2 separate regions of the Homo sapiens genome follow, and region 2 is linked to region 1. The links are chromatin loops, found by intact Hi-C in ENCODE. Cell type or tissue: heart right ventricle. All regions are shown on one strand. Links, peaks and the distances in the headings refer to the core of each region. The heading gives the core; the rest is flanking DNA. Region 1 holds the start of SNORD83B (small nucleolar RNA, C/D box 83B). Region 2 overlaps DNAL4 (dynein axonemal light chain 4).

Region 1 (8,317 bases), core at 26-8,025:
CTTCTCATGGTCAGTTCTGGCCCATCTTGATGATTTGTAAGGTGCCATCCTGTAGAGTGGCTGTGGTGGGGCTGACTGGTGTGGCTGGGGATACTAGTCTTATTGGTCCCTGATGCCACCACCAGGGGGGTGACAGGCCTGTGTTGTACAGCAGGATCTTTAGTTTTAGCCCAGCCGCCTTACAGAAAGGAACCTGGAGGGCCAGCCAGCTTTTTGCTCTGACCTTGGGATACGCTGTGACTGGGACTGAGGCCTCAGCTGCCTTCTAGCGTGCTTTGCAGGTCAGCACACTGGCATGTCTGGGTTATTTGTCCCTAATGCCCCAGCCTTACACCCTTCTTGTTCATTCAGATTTATAAGATTGGCCAGGGCTACCTTATCAAGGACGGCAAGCTGATCAAGAACAATGCCTCCACTGACTATGACCTATCTGACAAGAGCATCAACCCTCTGGTAAGTAATGGGTGTTCTGCTCTGTGAGGCCATCCCAGGCCTCGTGCTTTTGGGGATAGGCTGCTTCCTAGGGGCTGCTAGCAGGATCGTTAACTGAAGCCAACACAACACCTAGCTGTGTCCCTTGTAAGTGGCATGTTGTCATCTGAGTCCACTCGTCGGGGTTGGCTGGTGAGAAGTGGGGTCTCAGGCTCAGCTGTTCAGTGATGAGGCCTGGAATGTGCGCTGGGCACAGCGCCCGAGACAGACTGCGGAACCGTTCCTTGTTGCCTTCCTTCTGAGAACAGCCCTGTGGTCAGGGAGGGCCTGAACCTGGAGGGGTCATCTGCACGACAATCCCCTCCTGGGCCTGTGCTGATCCGATGCTCGTTTTCCAGGGTGGCTTTGTCCACTATGGTGAAGTGACCAATGACTTTGTCATGCTGAAAGGCTGTGTGGTGGGAACCAAGAAGCGGGTGCTCACCCTCCGCAAGGTGAGGCAGGTCCTGACTTGTCATGGGGGGGCTCTTGTAGAGGGAGGATCCAAGGCCACAGACGCTGGTGGCCCTGTGGTGGGAGAGGAAAGGAAGGAGAGGGTGTTGGCAGTCCTTTCACACTGGCTTTGAAGTCCTGAGATGAGGAAATTCCCAGTCTGGCCTTGCTGGGCTGTTTGCTGCTTTGAGTGTGTCCTCATCTGCCGGATGGTGGGGGAGGCTGAATTGATCGTGTGGCTTCCCAGATGCAGGGGCGCTGTGAACAGTGCTGAGGAAAGCCTGGCTCCTCGTAATCCTAAATCCCTTCCCCTCTTGGCCCATAGTCCTTGCTGGTGCAGACGAAGCGGCGGGCTCTGGAGAAGATTGACCTTAAGTTCATTGACACCACCTCCAAGTTTGGCCATGGCCGCTTCCAGACCATGGAGGAGAAGAAAGCATTCATGGTGAGCACCTCTGCCTGCCCCCCTCGCTGGGTGTGGTGGCTTGGGCAGCCGCCTGCCTTTGGCTCCAGCCGGGGTAGGGGTGGTCTTGATGCCTTAGGCCTCTCTTGTGGCTGTGGAGACTGGCCCAGAGTCTTGGTCTCCTCTAGAGTGGGCATCTGCTGTCACCTGTCATCTTCTACCTCTGACCACTGCCTCTCTCCCCACAGGGACCACTGAAGAAAGACCGAATTGCAAAGGAAGAAGGAGCTTAATGCCAGGAACAGATTTTGCAGTTGGTGGGGTCTCAATAAAAGTTATTTTCCACTGACATCTTGCCTCTTTCTTCAGGAGAGAGGCTGGGACTGGGGAGGCAGATGGGGGCCCTTGAGGTGCCTTGTGCTCCCCAAGGCCACTGCCCTCCTTTCTGTAGCTTCGCTGGGTTTGCCTTCTGGCCTCCCACTCTGTCCCCCACCCTCAGTCCCTGGAGGGAGGTAAAAGCTGGGCCTGGTTCTGCAGCTGAGCTGTAGAAATCCAGCCTGGAGCAGTGGGCATTGTGCAAATGTTTGTCACCAGGGTGAGGCAGCTGGGTCTCTGCTGTTTGCACAGCTTGGGTGATGCCAGTGCTGTGGAGACGAGAAGGAGACAGGGAGGCCTGGATGTTCCCTGGCGCGTTTGATGCTGGTGTGCAGGCAGACCGTGGGTTTGTTACTTGTTTAAAAAGTTCATTTGGTTTTAAATTAATCCAGGGAAGGGTGGCTTCCAGTTAAGGCTTGTTCAGGTTCTTTTGTAATCTGCACCCCAAGTCTGGTACTGGGAGAACATGAACACAGGCACAGAGGTTAAGGGACTTCCCCGGCTCGGCAGCTGGAAGCCTAGTTGGAACATGTGGCAGAGGGCTGTGTCCCCTCTGGGCTGGGGTCTACCTTCTGGGACTTGGCTGGTGCAGTCCCTGTTCCCACTGGAGATGGCCCCTGTACCCCAGCCCCCTCGGGCATGGGACTTATGTGCTTTCTTGACTTGCACGTTGAGTGCCTGCTGCCCTCAGTCCCTGGAGCCCAGGATGCTGGGGTGCAGCTGCTGCTGTAAGCTGAAGGAAGCCCCCAGGCTCTGGACTGACCCCTGTGACCTGGCCTGGAGCCCGGTGATCTCGGTGAAGCCCAGCACAGACCCTGGTGCTTGGACCCACTTGCTGACTCCCCGTCTTTGCTCAAGCTGCACCTAGGCTCTACCAGGACGGGGTGTGGAATGCAGGTCCCCTGATGCTGTCGAAGCTGCTCCCTCAGACTCAAGGTGCTGTGGCTGTGAGCAGGCGCTGTGCTGTACTCCATCCCTCGCTGAGTTACTTGTGGATAGAGTCCCCAGCTGCGCCAGCTGACTGTCCACCCAGCAGTGTCTGGCAGGCCTGCTAGTCACCGGGACCCTAACTGTGTGTCTGAGTCTCTGTTTATTCGGATGGATTGGCAATAGCTGGGATCTGAGGATCAGCGTGCAGGGTGCACCTGTGGGCTCGGGGCGTGTGTGGGACTGCGGGAGAACAGTTGTGGAGATGCCCAAGTTGTCACTGTCTCCCTGTGGACCTGAGGGTGCAGGGTGAAGCACTAAAATATCTTGAAGTCGGTCGGGCGCGGTGGCTCACGCCTGTAATCCAGCACTTTGGGAGGCTGAGGTGGGCGGATCACGAGGTCAGGAGATTGAGACCACGGTGAAACACCGTCTCTACTGAAAATACAAAAAAATTAGCCTGGCGTGGTGGCAGGCGCCTGTAGTCCCAGCTACTTGGGAGGCTGAGGCAGGAGAATGGCGTGAATCCAGGAGGCGGAGCTTGCAGTGAGCCGAGATGGCGCCACTGCACTCCAGCCTGGATGACAGAGCGAGACTCCGTCTCAAAAAAAAAAAGTCATCCAGGTGCAGAGCGGATAAGTGCCATGTAGGTCCTGAGGCAGGGGCAGGTCAGAGTTGAGTTGTGTGCAGCGGGAACCTTCCCCACGTGTGTCTGTCCACCCTGCAAGTCTCCAGCTCCTTCTGAGCTTGGCTTGGGGCAGTTGGTCTCAAGGCAGAACCCTCCTTCCTGCAGCCCCTCCCATCTTTGGCTCTGCAGCCTGGGCCTAGGTGACTGGAGCTGCACTTCAGGTTGGAGCCACCAGGGGGTGAGTGCGGCACGTGCCCTGCAAGAGGGCCCTGCTAGGGGTTTTGGATTGGGCAGGGTTCCTTTCTGCATCAGGGTCTTCGGATGCCCCGCAGTCATGGGAGTCAAGTGCACAGCTGGAATGGGTCATGACCTATTGTCCCAAGGCCACCAGGCACCTTAGTGGCAGGGCCAGGTGTGAGACCTGGTTGCCTGGTCTCCTGGGTGCTGCCTCTTGTCAGTCTCCATGGTTAGATCTCGTCCTGGTGGGGATGCTGACTGGGCAGGGGTCCCAGCCTGTCCCCTCCCTTCCCCATCCCTTAGGCTGGGCCTGGAGCCCCGCTGCCTACCAGCCCAGAAAGGAAAGGGTTTGCTGGTCTGAGATGTCCTGGCCGAGCCTGGCTGCTTGTCCAGGGCTCTGTACCGAGTTCTGGGTATGGCCAGGATGACAGGACGCAAAGAACAAAGGCCCCTAGGGGTAGTCTGTCTGTCTTCCCCCAGGCTCAGGACACACACATAGGCACCCAGTACCACAGACACACCTGCAGGCTGCAAGTGGAGGCTGGCATCACACCCGTACCTATCCACATGTGCCCAAGTGCACAGAAAGCCTTTCTCACGGGCAGCCTGGCTTGACTGGGGGCTGAGCCTTTGCTGTTGACAGCCCCTCAGCCCTTCCTTGCCTGCCGTGTGTGGTGGCTCACGTCTGTAATCTCAGCACTTTGGGAGACTGATACGGGAGGATGGCTTGAGCCCAGGAGTTTGAGACAACCTAGTGAGACCTGTCTCTACAAAAGATTTAAAAGTTAGCTGGGTATGGTGGCGCGTGCCTATAGTCCCAGCTACTTGGGAGGCTGAGGTGGGAGGATCCGCTTGAGCCTGGGAGGTCAAGGCTGCAGTGAGCCATGCATGATTGCACCACTGCACTCCAGGCTGGGTGACAGAGCAAGATCCTGTCAAGAAAAAAGGCAGTTTAGAAGTGAAGACGGCTGTGAGGAAATAAAACAGGTCACTGGGATGGAGTCATGTGGGTGGGGTCGGGGAGGCCTCTCTGAGATTTGAAAGGTATCAAGGGTCCTGCCTGTGGAGCCCTGTGCTGGAACACTCACTCCCGCCAGGGAATGGTGAGTGCGAAGGCCCTGGGGTGGGACAAGGCTCCTGGGCTCCGGTATGAGCTCCTGAGGGAGGGGCTTCATGATATGGGCTCATTCCCAGCTGGATCTCCTGTCTCCCTAGCATGGAGAAGGTTTGTTGGGGGTCTCTGCATCTCTGGGCCTCGTCTGTATTGTGCGTGTGCCCCGCTGTCCCGAGCGGAGGCCTGTGGTGGGTGGGGCGGCTGCCGTGCCTGTGCATGTCACCAAGGGTACATCTCCAAGTGCCTGCTGGCATGCGCTTCCTGTCACGCTTTTCTCTCACCAGAACCCCTAGACAGGCCTCGCCGGAATCCTGCGGTGACAGAACAAGAAGTCCCATTCCATTCCTCCTGAAAAAAAGAAAAAATACCTGCTGGGAATTTCTGAGCAAGTGGGAACAGGGAGGTGGTGGCGGGAGCTGCCTTTGCCTTAAAAGGTGTGACGGAGCCAGGGACTTCGCTCAGCTCACCTGGGGATGGCCACGGGGTGTAGAGGGGTGAGTGGCTGGCCGCCACCTTGTGGGCTCACCCCAAATTGCTCTCTGCCTAGATCTTCGTTGACAGCCTTGCTGGCAGGGGCTGTGCTGCTCTGTCTCTGTCCCCCCACCCAGATGTAGCCCCATGCAGCTGGCAGCTCACCTTCCTCCCCTTGGTTCTCAACCTCGTAGCTGATAATGCAGCTACTTGCTGCAACTTCTGGGGGTCCCTCTGCCCTGCCTCCTGGGCAGTTCCCAGGAGCCCAAAGTCCCTTTCCCTTTCAGGAGCAGTCTCAGGAGCCCGGGCCAGGCCACCGACAGGAGACTGCCTGATGCAAACCTCACGGGAGGCAGGAAATTACAGTAGCCCCTACCCTCCGACACCCCCCGTGGATTCCTGAAACCGCGGATAGTACGGAACCCTCTGTGGATTAGGCTTTTTCTCTCTGATCACCAAGAGGGCTACAAAGTGACTCACGGGCGGGAACGCCTGCAGCGCGGAGACGCTGGACAGAGGAATGAGTCACGATCATCGCTGCATGATTTCATCACCCTGCTCAGAATGGCATGCAATGTCAAATTATGAATTATTTCTGAAATTTTCTCTTTAATATTTTCAGGCTGTGGCTGACTGCTGGAAACTGCAACTAAGGAAAGTGAAACCACAGATAATGGGGGCGCTGCGGTAACTCCACGGGCCTGAGAGTGAGGGAGGAAGGGAGCATCCAGGAACCATCCAGAGCCCAACCTCACCAGCCGCTCACCCACAATCAGCAGCACTCACAGGTCAAGGCAGTGCGCGGGACAGCAGGCGGCAATCATTGTGAGCATCTTGCTCTGTATTAGGCACTGAGCATTTCACACAGAGAAAAAGTCATCAGGCTCACTCCTTGAGGCAGGTTCTGTTATGATCACATTTTACAGTAAGAAACTGGGGCTTGTGGATGAATAACTTGCCCAGGGATGCTGTATGATTGGTGGGGTTGGGACGTGAGCCCAGGCATCTCTTCACCCTCACTCTAGGCTACCAGGGGTCGGTAAAGCCAATGAATGCTGCCTCAAGGGTGAAGGAGAGGGCTCATTTGTTGAGCACCTACGGTGTGCCAAGGTTTGTACTCAACTCTTTTCAGAGTTACCTTATTTTTATTTTTTGAGACAGGGTCTCACTGTGTCGCCTAGGGCTGGAGTGCGGTGGTGCGATCACGGCTCACTGCAGCCTTGACCTCCCAGGCTCGAGCAATCCTCCCACCTCAGCCTCCCGAGTAGCTGGGACTATAGGCACCCGCCACCACGCCCGGCTAATTTTTTTTTATTTTTTAGTAGAGACAGGGTTTCATCGTGTTAGCCAGGATGGTCTCGATCTCCTGACCTCGTGATCCACCTGTCTCGGCCTCCCAAAGTGCTGGGATTACAGGCATGAGCCACCGCGCCCGGCCTAATATTTGTATTTTTTGTAGAGAGTGGGTCTTGTCATGTTGCCCAGGCTGGTCTCGAACTCCTAGGCTTAAACAATCCTCCCCCCTCAGCCTCAGAAAGTGCTGGGATTAAAAGCGTTCAGCTACCTCGCCCAGCCCAGAGTTACCTTATTTATTTATTTACTTATTTTTGAGACAGAGTCTCACTCTGTTATCCAGGATGGAGTGCAGTGGCGCGATCTCAGCTCACTGCAACCTCCACCTCCCGAGTTCAAGCGATTCTTGTGCCTCAGCCTCCTGAGTAGCTGGGATTATAGGCACGCCACCACGCCTGGCTGATTTTTGTATTTTTAGTAGAGATGGGGTTTCACCATGTTGGCCAGGCTGGTCTTGAACTCCTGACCTCAGGTGATCCACCTGCCTCGGCCTCCCAAAGTGCTGGGATTACAGGTGTGAGCCACTGAGCCCCGGCATCACTTCTGTTTTCACAGGGAGGAAATTGAGGCTCAGCAAGGTTAAGTCACAGTCTCCGAGGTCAGACTCTTGGAGTGGCGAGGCGGGGATATAAAATCCAGGCTCCAGACACGAGCGCACAACCATCACACCACGCTGTCCTGGTGCAGGAGGGCTGCGAAAGCTCTGGGTGAGGACTGGAGGGACACTGTTTCCCAGCAGCCACTGCGACCCCCAATGCTCCTTGGCCCCCTACCCTCTCCCAGGCTCCTACAGTGGGCCCCTGCTTCTTTACGGATGAGGTCTCCTGGAGCCCGGTACCACAGCCAGCCCCACCCTTGCTGGGCCCTGAGCCTGCACAGCTGGTCTTCAGGTCACTGGGCTTCATGTGACTATGGAGAAGTGACCCCTCCCCACCCGGTCCCCACCAGAGTCCTGCTTAGCCCGGCAGAGGAAAACGGCTGTGAGGGAAGGCACTAAAGATAGCTGCCTCGCCAACTTCCCCATCCTACTGGCCGCTGTCTCCTCCCCAGTGGGCTTCTCCAGCAGACCTCCACCCCAGGCCATCCTTGAGCCTGGTCAGCCAGCCCGGGGCATAAGCAGGGACCCAGGCGATGGTCACCACCATGGCCGCTGTTACTGAAGACTCACGGGCCCCAGGCACTGGGCCAGGCAGGACTGTGTGCCTTACTGCACAGAAACCCCTCAACAGGGGGCAGCAAGGAGCTGCCTGTCACCCCCACTTGATAGATGGGGATCCAAGCACAGAGGAGGACCAGCTGGTGTGAAAGCCCCAGCTCATCCTCATGCCAGCAGCTGGGAACACACCTGGACATTGACACGCCACGCCATCTTCCCCCATGGCCCAGGGCCTATGGACACACTGGCTTGGCAACACCAGAGCCTATGATGAAGACACCATGTCATCCCCCATCCATCTGTGACACCATCTCCACCCGCAGCAGGAATATTTACATCAGGGAAACAGGCAGACACTAGAGATCAGGGCCATTCCTCCAGGGAGCTGCTTGTTAGACATTTACCAGCACAGCACTGACCCCAACCTTCTGTTCTGCTGGTGACACCAATGGCTGAACCCAGCTGGAAGTGGCAAGGGAGTTTAGTTGATATAGTCCCCAGAAGTCAGCATCCTGGGGCACAGAGAAGTGGGTGAAAGGGCGGCTTGAGGATCTGGAGTGACAGACACAAGATCCAGCCCAATGCCCAGTGCTTCCCTCTTGCTTCCTGGGAACCACTATTCCCAGCGTTTCTCATATACATTTAATCAGAGGCAGGACCTCCCGCCTCAGCAGCTTCCCTGGCTCCACATTGCACATTCATTTACAGCTGACCTGTGAACAATGTGGG
Region 2 (8,317 bases), core at 80-8,079, 530 kb after region 1:
TGATAACAGCGCAGAGAGCTTTAACGTTTCAAATCGCTCACATACACATACCTGGGGCTTGCAACAGCTTCCTGAGAACGCAGAGATAGGATTTAGTATCCCGTTTCATAGAGAAGGAAACCAAGGCTTAGGTGAAATTACTTGCTGACGGCTGCAAAGAAAGGAAGTGAGCAGAATGCTCGTCTTTGACAGAGCTGGTCTCCATGCCTGCACACTCCGGCTTGCGGCCCACACAGTTCTTAGCTCTGCAAGATGCTGCACAGGTCACTCTCCCACTGGCTTTTCCCCGTTGTTCCTGAGAAATGGGCCTTGGTCATACCTCTGAAGTCATGGGACATCTCAGCAGGATTCTGCATGTTAGAGCAGCTGTCACAGACCCTGACCTCCTGGAGGGTGGCATGTCCACAACTGGCTCCTGGTTCCCTCCTGGCTCCTACATGCCAGCACTTTTTAGCCTCCGGGATGAATTGAATCAAATGGAAACATCTCAGTGGAAGATGCCTAAGAAGCTGCTTCCACATTTTTCATTGTTCCCCCTTGAAATTCTCAGAGATAAACAAACTGTGTGCCCTTTTCCTTCTGTCATCAGTGTAGCCGCCACCTCTGTCACACCTGGACAAAGGTAGAGGAGGAAGCAGTAAGGCTAGGAGGACAGCCTGGAATTGGAAATACGCCTTCACATTCATGAGCAAAGACAAAATGATTCCCTGAATTTTGTGAAATAAGGAACCTGACCAGAAAGTACAATGAAATTGTGCTTGGTAATTCACCAGCTTGTAGAGAGAGACAAACAAAAACTGCTAACATCTGAGTGGTACAAATGCCCAGAATTGATGAGATAAGTGGAGCCATCTGTCCACTGGGAAATCAGAAAATACCAATGTCATTGGATGGGGGGGGGGGTCTGTGCCAGGCTTCCAGCCTCATGCGAGGGAGCCGACCAAATGGAGTGGCACCGAGTCATTGGAGCGGGGATCAAATCAAGAGCACAGCCCAGAAAGAGTGCCCAGAAAGCTCAAGGCTGGGCCAAACCAGGGTCAAGTTAACATTAGAAAAAGAGCCAGCAGGCTGGGCGCGGTAGCTCACGCCTGTAATCCCAGCACTTTCGGAGGCTGAGGTGGGCGGATCACGAGGTCAGGAGATCGAGACCATCCTGGCTAACACGGTGAAACCCCATCTCTACTAAAAATACAGAAAAAAATTAGCCGGGCGTGGTGGTGGGCGCCTGTAGTCCCAGCTACTTGGGAGGCTGAGGCGGGAGAATGGCATGAACCTGGGAAGCGGAGCTTGCAGTGAGCTGACATCGTGCCACTGCACTCCAGCCTGGGCGACAGAGTGAGACTCCGTCTCAAGAAAAAAAAAAAAAAAAAAAGTGAAAGAGACAGCAAAGGGGAAGAGCAAATATTTGATTCGTCTCCCTTCTAGGATGATAGGAGCTGTCCCAGTGGGCAGCTGATGTATGCTTGTGAGTGCCTCCTGTGTGCCCATGAGGAGGCGTATGAACAAGGGGTCAGGAGTGCCCATGCCGACAGCCGGGCCTGGATTCACACCTTAGCTGTGTCGCTAACGAGCTGAGTGACCTCAGGCCAGCGACTGACCAGCCTCATGCCTCTGTCCCTACAGAACCGAACTCCCGGGGTTGTTGCGATGACAAGGTGTGTAAATGCATGTGAAACACCGACAGGCAGGAAACCGACAGCCGTCACGTGTCATCACCTGCCTGTTAGTTACCGTGCTCGGCACCTTTGGGTTCCATGACTGTGCAGTGAAAGGAAATTTATTTGGAAATGTGAGAAATGCTGGAATAACATTATTTTGCTGTAGTTGTCTAATATAAATCATTAAAAAGGGCTTAACAACCTGGTGATTTGTATCCGCTTATGTCAGTACTTCTGAGATTAAAAAAAAAAAAAACTTTGAATTATGAGATAAATTGGGTTGAAGATGAAAGAGAAATGCCTGGATTGGCAGGAGTGCTGCCAGTCATCTCGGGTCCAGGCCCGTCTCTTTAGTAGAAGCCCCGTCGGTTAGGGAACAGCCATGTACTGAGTGCCTGCCGTGTGCTTGGCACTGTCTTAGCTTTACAGGCACTGTTTCTTTGAATTCTCATAACGGCCGCATGAGATGGATGTGACTGTACCCACATTACTGGTGAGGAGTCTGGGGCCCAGGGCCATACTGCTGGTGACTGACTGAACCAGCAGCAGCACCCAAGCCTCCCAGCTGCTGGGCCAGCAGGACAGGACCCAGTGGTCCAAGAAGGAGTAGGAAAGAACAACCAGGGAGCCTGGTGTGCCAGGGAGGGCACAGAGCAGCACCGTGCCCATTCCCCTGAAGATCAGGGCCTGCAGAGGGGCCCCCTTGCTTGCCAATAAGCCCAGACTGTCAGTGGTGACCTGAACATTTCCCTTCCTAAGCACAGCTTCTGGGAAGGAAGGCCCATGTGTGTAGCAGGAGGGAAGGCCCGTGTGTGTAGTGGGAGGGAAGGCCCGTGTATGCAGTGGGAGGGAAGGCCCGCGTATGTAGTGGGAGGGAAGGCCCGCGTGTGTAGTGGGAGGGAAGGCCCGTGTGTGTAGTGGGAGGGAAGGCCCGTGTATGTAGTGGGAGGGAAGGCCCGTGTGTGTAGTGGGAGGGAAGGCCCGTGTGTGTAGTGGGAGGGAAGGCCCATGTGTGTAGTGGGAGGGAAGGACCGTGTATGTAGTGGGTACGCGGGGAAACTGCATTTGCTCACTGCCAGCTCAAGCCTCCATCCTGCAGGCCTGGCCCACAGTCAGTATTTGTCTTGATAATGACAGTGTGGGCTTGCGGCATCGTACCAGTGTGTTCTTAACCAGGTCCCAGCATCTCGTGTTGACTCATCCTGCCGTCTGCAGACTTGCTGGCCATTTGGAAAAGGGTGCGGAGGAGTTAAGATGGGGAGGTGTCAGATTGTTACTGAGACATTTCTAATTTGCGATGTATGGTTTTGAAGCCAGCTCTTTTTTTCTGGTTTCTCCTGTTTTCTGCAGCACCCCCCGGGGAAAGACATTTTCTGCTCCCACCGAGTTGGCAGGGCCTGCTTCCTGAATCTCCTGGGTGTGTCTTAACTGCCAGTCCCAGCACCTCCTGAAAGCCCCACTCTCCTCCAGTGGTCACAGTGGAAGGATCATGGGAGAAACAGAAGGGAAGAAAGATGAGGCTGATTATAAGCGACTGCAGACCTTCCCTCTGGTCAGGGTAAGCCCCAGGGGAGGGAGGCAGGACTGCCGGCAGGGCCCACACAGCCTGGAGAGAGGTGGGTGGAGCTTGTCCCTTGCAGGATGGCAGTGGGAGGAAGTTAAGAAGGGCTCTGCTGGCTCAGACCTAGACATCTTGGAGTTGACAGTGATTCATTGTTTCATTCATTCATTCATTCACCAAGTATTGGGCCACCTACTCTATGCCGGGCACTGTTCTAGGCACTGTGGGGATGGTAAACGAGACAGGCGAAGGCCTGGCCCACATGAAATACATGTTTTAAGAACATGATCGTAGGCAGTAAGTACTATAATGAAAAATGAAGCAGGTGGAAGGAGCTGGAGAGCAGAGGTTAGCTTCTGGAGAGGTTTTGCAGATCAGAGACCTGAAGACAGAGAGCAAACCTCACAAAGACCTGGGGAAGAACATGCCAAGCCGGGGAAACAGAGGCACGGGAAGCCTGGGATGGGAATGAACTTGGCATTTTGGAGGCACAGAGAGAAGGCCAGCATGGCTGGAATGGAGTGCTGAGAAGGGTGGCAGGACATAACAGCACCAGTGGGGCCAGACCCTACAGGCCTGGCCAGCCACAGTGAAGAATGTGGTGAGAACTGTGGGTTCTGTCCTGAATCGAAGGGGGAACACTGAAGGGTTTTAAGCAGGGGAGTGATGAGATCTGTTTGGTTTTCAAAAGCTCACTCCAGCTGTTGTGAGCAGAATGGATTTGGAGATACCAGAGCAGAAGTGGGGAGACCAGCGAGGAGGCCGCTGTGGAGGCCCAGAGCGATGAGGGTGGCTGGGTGCGGCTCACGGAGTAGAGTGCGAGATGCGGTCGGGTTTAGGGTGTTCCGTGAGTGCAGAGGCCAAAGGACCTGCTGCCAAATTGGAGACTGGGTATGGGAGCAAGAGAGTCCAGGGTGGCTGCTACAGTCTGTCTTTTCCTGAGTATTGGGAGAAAAAATGGTATCAATTACCAGGAAAAGGAGATGGAAGAAGATGGGTTTGTGGGAATCAAGTTATTTTTAGACATCTAAGTGAGGCTGTCAAGTGGCCAGTTTGACAGAGTAGTCAGGAGCCCAAAGAAGAGGTTAGAGCTGGGGGTAGAAGTGTGGGAGCCCTCCCACAGAGAGGACACAGACAGGCGCGGAACACACAAGACCCCAGAGATGGAGTCGCTGGAGATGGGAGAGTGGAGGTGGGGCCCAGGGCCCTCCAGGAGCTGGGAGGAGGAAGGAAATCCAGCAGATCGATGGAGAAGGAGCAGAGGGAAAGGCCGGAGGAAAACCAGGGGCCCCAGAGAGCGCCCAGCGGCCTCTTCGGGCCTCCGGGGTGAGATTCCGTCGGAACACACTTCCATAGCCAGCATTCCCTCCGCCCTCAGCCGGCTTTCTTCCCATGTCTGTTGGCTGGAACCTGGTGCTGGCTTCGTGCCCTTGCAGAGAGCCTGGGCTTGAGAGCCCACGAGGCTCAGCTCCATGCCATGCCTTTGCCCCAGCTGCAGGCCCTCAGTCAGGAGATGGGTCACCTGCCCAGGGCTGGGCCAGGGAGGCTACCTGCTGTCCATGCCTTAAGCTTGGGACAGAGAGGCCAGCCAGGAAGGCCAGGTCACGGGCTAAGCCTGTCTCTTGTTTGTTACCCCTGCCCTGTCTCTAGCACTCGGACATGCCAGAGGAGATGCGCGTGGAGACCATGGAGCTATGTGTCACAGCCTGTGAGAAATTCTCCAACAACAACGAGGTATTGCCAGCAGTGCAGGCGGCCCCTCGTGCTTTTGATGGCCCCTGTGGGTGAATAAAGTGGCCCCTGTTCCCTGCAGTTGGCTCCAGACAGTACTGCTAGGATGAGGCCAGAGCCTTCCTTGGAAGCATTCAGTCTGGGGAAAGTCAGTGAGTGAGAGGCTGGCGCTGACTCCAGGCACTGACGGTCACACCCAGCCCTAGAGGAGCAAAGCCACAGGGGTCTCCATGACGCCCCTGCCCATGTTCCCTGCCTCAGGTGGGCTGCTGAATAGGGTGCCTTTCCCCGTGGTTCCATCCCAGTGGTGAACAGAGGCCTGCCCAGGCATCCATTCATGTATTCACTCATCCATTCAAAAAGGTGTTGAACAGGCGCTGTTCTAGGTGTTGGGGATACGGCCAGCAGGCATCAACGCAGGAAGGCCATTCATCAATCTGGTGGGGAGAGCGAGAAGTCAGTGTTGCGGCAGCCGGTGGGGAGGCAAGACACTGGCCAGTGGGAGCCCAGGCTTTGGGTCGGCCAGGCCCAGGTTCAGATCCTGGCTTCAGCCCTTCCCAGCTGTACCCTTGAATGAGCCATTTCTCAACTCTGAGCGCAGTTTCCTAGTCCTTAAATGGAGGGTGGCGATGGTGCCTCCTCACTGGGCCAGTTGTGAGGATGTATTTACTGAGACGATGGGGACAGAGTGCCCAGCATGGCACCTGGCATGGTGGGAGGCGCTGTTGGTGTACCTCAGGCGCCTGCACCTGGACTCGCCCTGCCGAGCGGGGGTCCCTGCCCCTCTAGACCTCCTCACACAGGGGGCACGTCTTGAAAGAGCAGGCACAGGAAGAAGTCGACTGTGGCCATGACTAGGGGAGTAGTCGGCGCCTCCCCAGAGCCCACTGAACGCATCAGGTACCTCGCAGTCTGCAGGGTGCCAGGTCTCTCCATCCAGTTGGTCCTGAGACTGCCTGGTGCCCCGCTTGTCCAGGTTACATCTGAGGGAGGTGGCACTGGCCCAGGAAGCCCGCACTAAGTGCAGAGCCAGGACGCAGCCCCAGGCTATCTCCAGACCTGATGCTTGCCTTCCCGCCTCAGCCAGTTTCTTCTTGACTGCTGAGTAATGTCTAGTTTTCTGTGCCTGTGTAATAGACCTGGCAGGAGGTGGCCTGCGTGGAAACCCTTTTTGAAGCAGGAGGACAAGAGAAATAGGACAGCAGGCCTTTCTCTTGCCAAGACCTCAGTGCCAGCCTTCTCCTTCCTGGAGAAGGACCTGACTCCTGCCCCCACCTGCCCTGCGCCCCCTTGATAAGTGCCCTCTTCCTTCCAGAGCGCCGCCAAGATGATCAAAGAGACAATGGACAAGAAGTTCGGCTCCTCCTGGCACGTGGTGATCGGCGAGGGCTTTGGGTTTGAGATCACCCACGAGGTGAAGAACCTCCTCTACCTGTACTTCGGGGGCACCCTGGCTGTGTGCGTCTGGAAGTGCTCCTGACACTCTGTCCCCTGCCCCGTCCCCTGCAGGGCCTTTTCCTGCCACTCATCTGGGGTGGGGAGCAGCCCTAGGCAGGTCCTGGTTTTTCCAAGGAGAGTTGGGGTCTTTTCTTTTTGTCTTTGTGTACCAGTTTCCTGAGCCACGCCCAGTGTGTGAACTTGACATCTCCATCCCCAGGCTCTCAACCGTCTCCCTCGGAGTCTCAGGGTGTGGACGGGGCAGCGGGCATGGGTCTGTGTGGGAGACGTGGGGTGGGGCGGTGTGACAGGGTAGAGGAGGTGGGAGATGAGATCTTCCGCACAGGAACACGCCAGTCCCCCTTTCTCCAGGGCTGCCTTCCCCTTGCATCCTGGGAGCCCCACTGCCCTGCCATCCCCAGTACTGCCGGGAAGTGTCGGCCGTCCTTGTCATTAGTGGTCATATGAAAATGGCCCCAAGAAGGAGATGATTCTTTCAAGGGACACAGGCAGCTTCTCTCCTTGTCCTCTGGGGAGGTGCTGACCCCTCAGAAACCCCTTCCCCCAACTTGACCCCAGGCTGAACAGACCACTGCATCTCACTGGGCCAGCAGCCCCCCCAGCCCCCAGCCTTGGTGGGGACCAAGCAGCCTTTCCCGTCCCCTCCTCGACCCGTACAGTTGAGAGCCAGGGGCTGGTGTGTGGGAGCTGCTACCTGGCAGTTTCTCGAGGGGTCACCGAGCCTCTGGTGGGACACCTGGGCAGGAGTGCTCTCACCACGAGGCTGCTTCCGCAGGGAACCCTGGCCTGCCCGCGACTTCGCATCAGGGACCGCATGCTGATTTGTACTGCTCTCTGCTGGGTTTTCTATGTTCTTTTCGAGTGTGGGAAAAGGGTTTTAGTAGAAGGGTGAATCGTATTTTACACAGCGGTCTTATTTATATAAATGTCTTGGTTTTTACAATTAAAATGACCAAAAACTGACCTCATTCTACAGTCTCTTGATGTTAGGGGAAGGTGTGATCAGTATCCTCAGGCTCAGGCACCTAGAGATGTTTCTGGTTAAACTGTGAGGCTGCTGGAAGCCCCTGGCCCAGGCATAGCCCCAGTGGACATGGCCTGGCCCCTCTCACCATTAGGTCACTGAGGTTGGGGGCCAAGTGCAGCTGGATGGGGCCACACGGACACTGAGATACGCTTGGCAGCTGGACTAAGCTACAGTAAAGATGTTTTCAGGCCCACAGAATTTCACTCAGTTCAACAGATGCTTATTCAATAGCCACTGAGGGTCAGGCCCCAGGAGCTGAGGATACAAAGACAAGCCATAGGTCTGGCCTCAGTGAGCTCTCGGTCCACTGCAGAGGACATGGGCCCCATCATTTCACTCATACGAAAAGTAACATTGTAAGATAGGGCGGGGCATTCTGGCAGGAGGAAGGAGGGACTCCAAGCCCAGCCTGGGGAGTACAGGGTCTCCAGTGGGGTAAGGCCTGACAGCCGACGCTTGAACAGAAAACGGGATCTTACCAAGGGAGAGGGCTGCTCTCAGGACAGAAAACTAGACATTACCCCAAGGCACTTGGGGTAAACGCAGGAGATGAGAAGTGACTTGAGGACAGGAGCCACGTGCAGGCCTGTGAAGCCCCCTCAGGGGTTGTCCCCTGAATCCGAGCCTCAGAAGTGAACACCCCGGGCGTGGGGAGAGCGGGGAGAGCCCGCCTTCCCATGCACACAGGGGCCCTCCTGAGATGGTCCCTAGGATACATGGGTCTGGGAGCTGAAGCCCTGTCCTTATCCCAGTCCCAGTCCCACCCTTGTGAGACTGAGCGTCCAGCACTAACAAGATCCATCAACAGATTGGCTGGGCAGCCTCATGGCGAGCAGGTAAGGTTTGCTCAGACCAGACCCATGCAGCCAAGGGGAAGGTTGC

Evidence for each region. A loop is a pair of places that touch in the nucleus more often than their neighbours do. Peaks named below come from ENCODE experiments on the same cell type or tissue, not always from the same donor. Only the 100,000 strongest peaks of a DNase experiment are listed, where the experiment ranks them.
Region 2: a loop joins it to region 1, with 3 times the contacts of the local background. A loop is called at or near these places in 3 of 110 quality-filtered maps.

What each region holds. Positions count from the first base shown.
Region 1 is chr22:39,306,243-39,314,559 of GRCh38, reverse strand. It overlaps RPL3 (ribosomal protein L3), which reads left to right. Exons shown (of 10, transcript NM_000967.4): 7 at 352-453; 8 at 831-926; 9 at 1,250-1,369; 10 at 1,576-1,678. The coding sequence ends at 1,620. It overlaps SNORD83B (small nucleolar RNA, C/D box 83B), which reads left to right and starts at 649; the gene lies at 649-741. RefSeq lists silencers at 3,062-3,523, 4,258-4,467 and enhancers at 3,328-3,868, 4,787-5,986. In heart right ventricle, for the core only: CTCF peaks have their summits at 101, 3,289, 3,489 (motif pointing right) and 7,643 (motif pointing right); DNase peaks (open chromatin) are centred at 3,479, 5,494, 7,380 and 7,635; H3K4me3 peaks cover 806 bases; H3K27ac peaks cover 3,570 bases.
Region 2 is chr22:38,777,562-38,785,878 of GRCh38, reverse strand. DNAL4 (dynein axonemal light chain 4) reads left to right here. Exons shown (of 4, transcript NM_005740.3): 2 at 3,009-3,216; 3 at 4,870-4,953; 4 at 6,266-7,371. The coding sequence starts at 3,148. The coding sequence ends at 6,430. Among named protein-coding and RNA genes, the nearest start is that of DNAL4, 12 kb to the left of the region's middle. RefSeq lists an enhancer at 5,712-6,212. In heart right ventricle, for the core only: no CTCF peak of the experiment used is centred there; a DNase peak (open chromatin) is centred at 4,638; H3K27ac peaks cover 5,071 bases.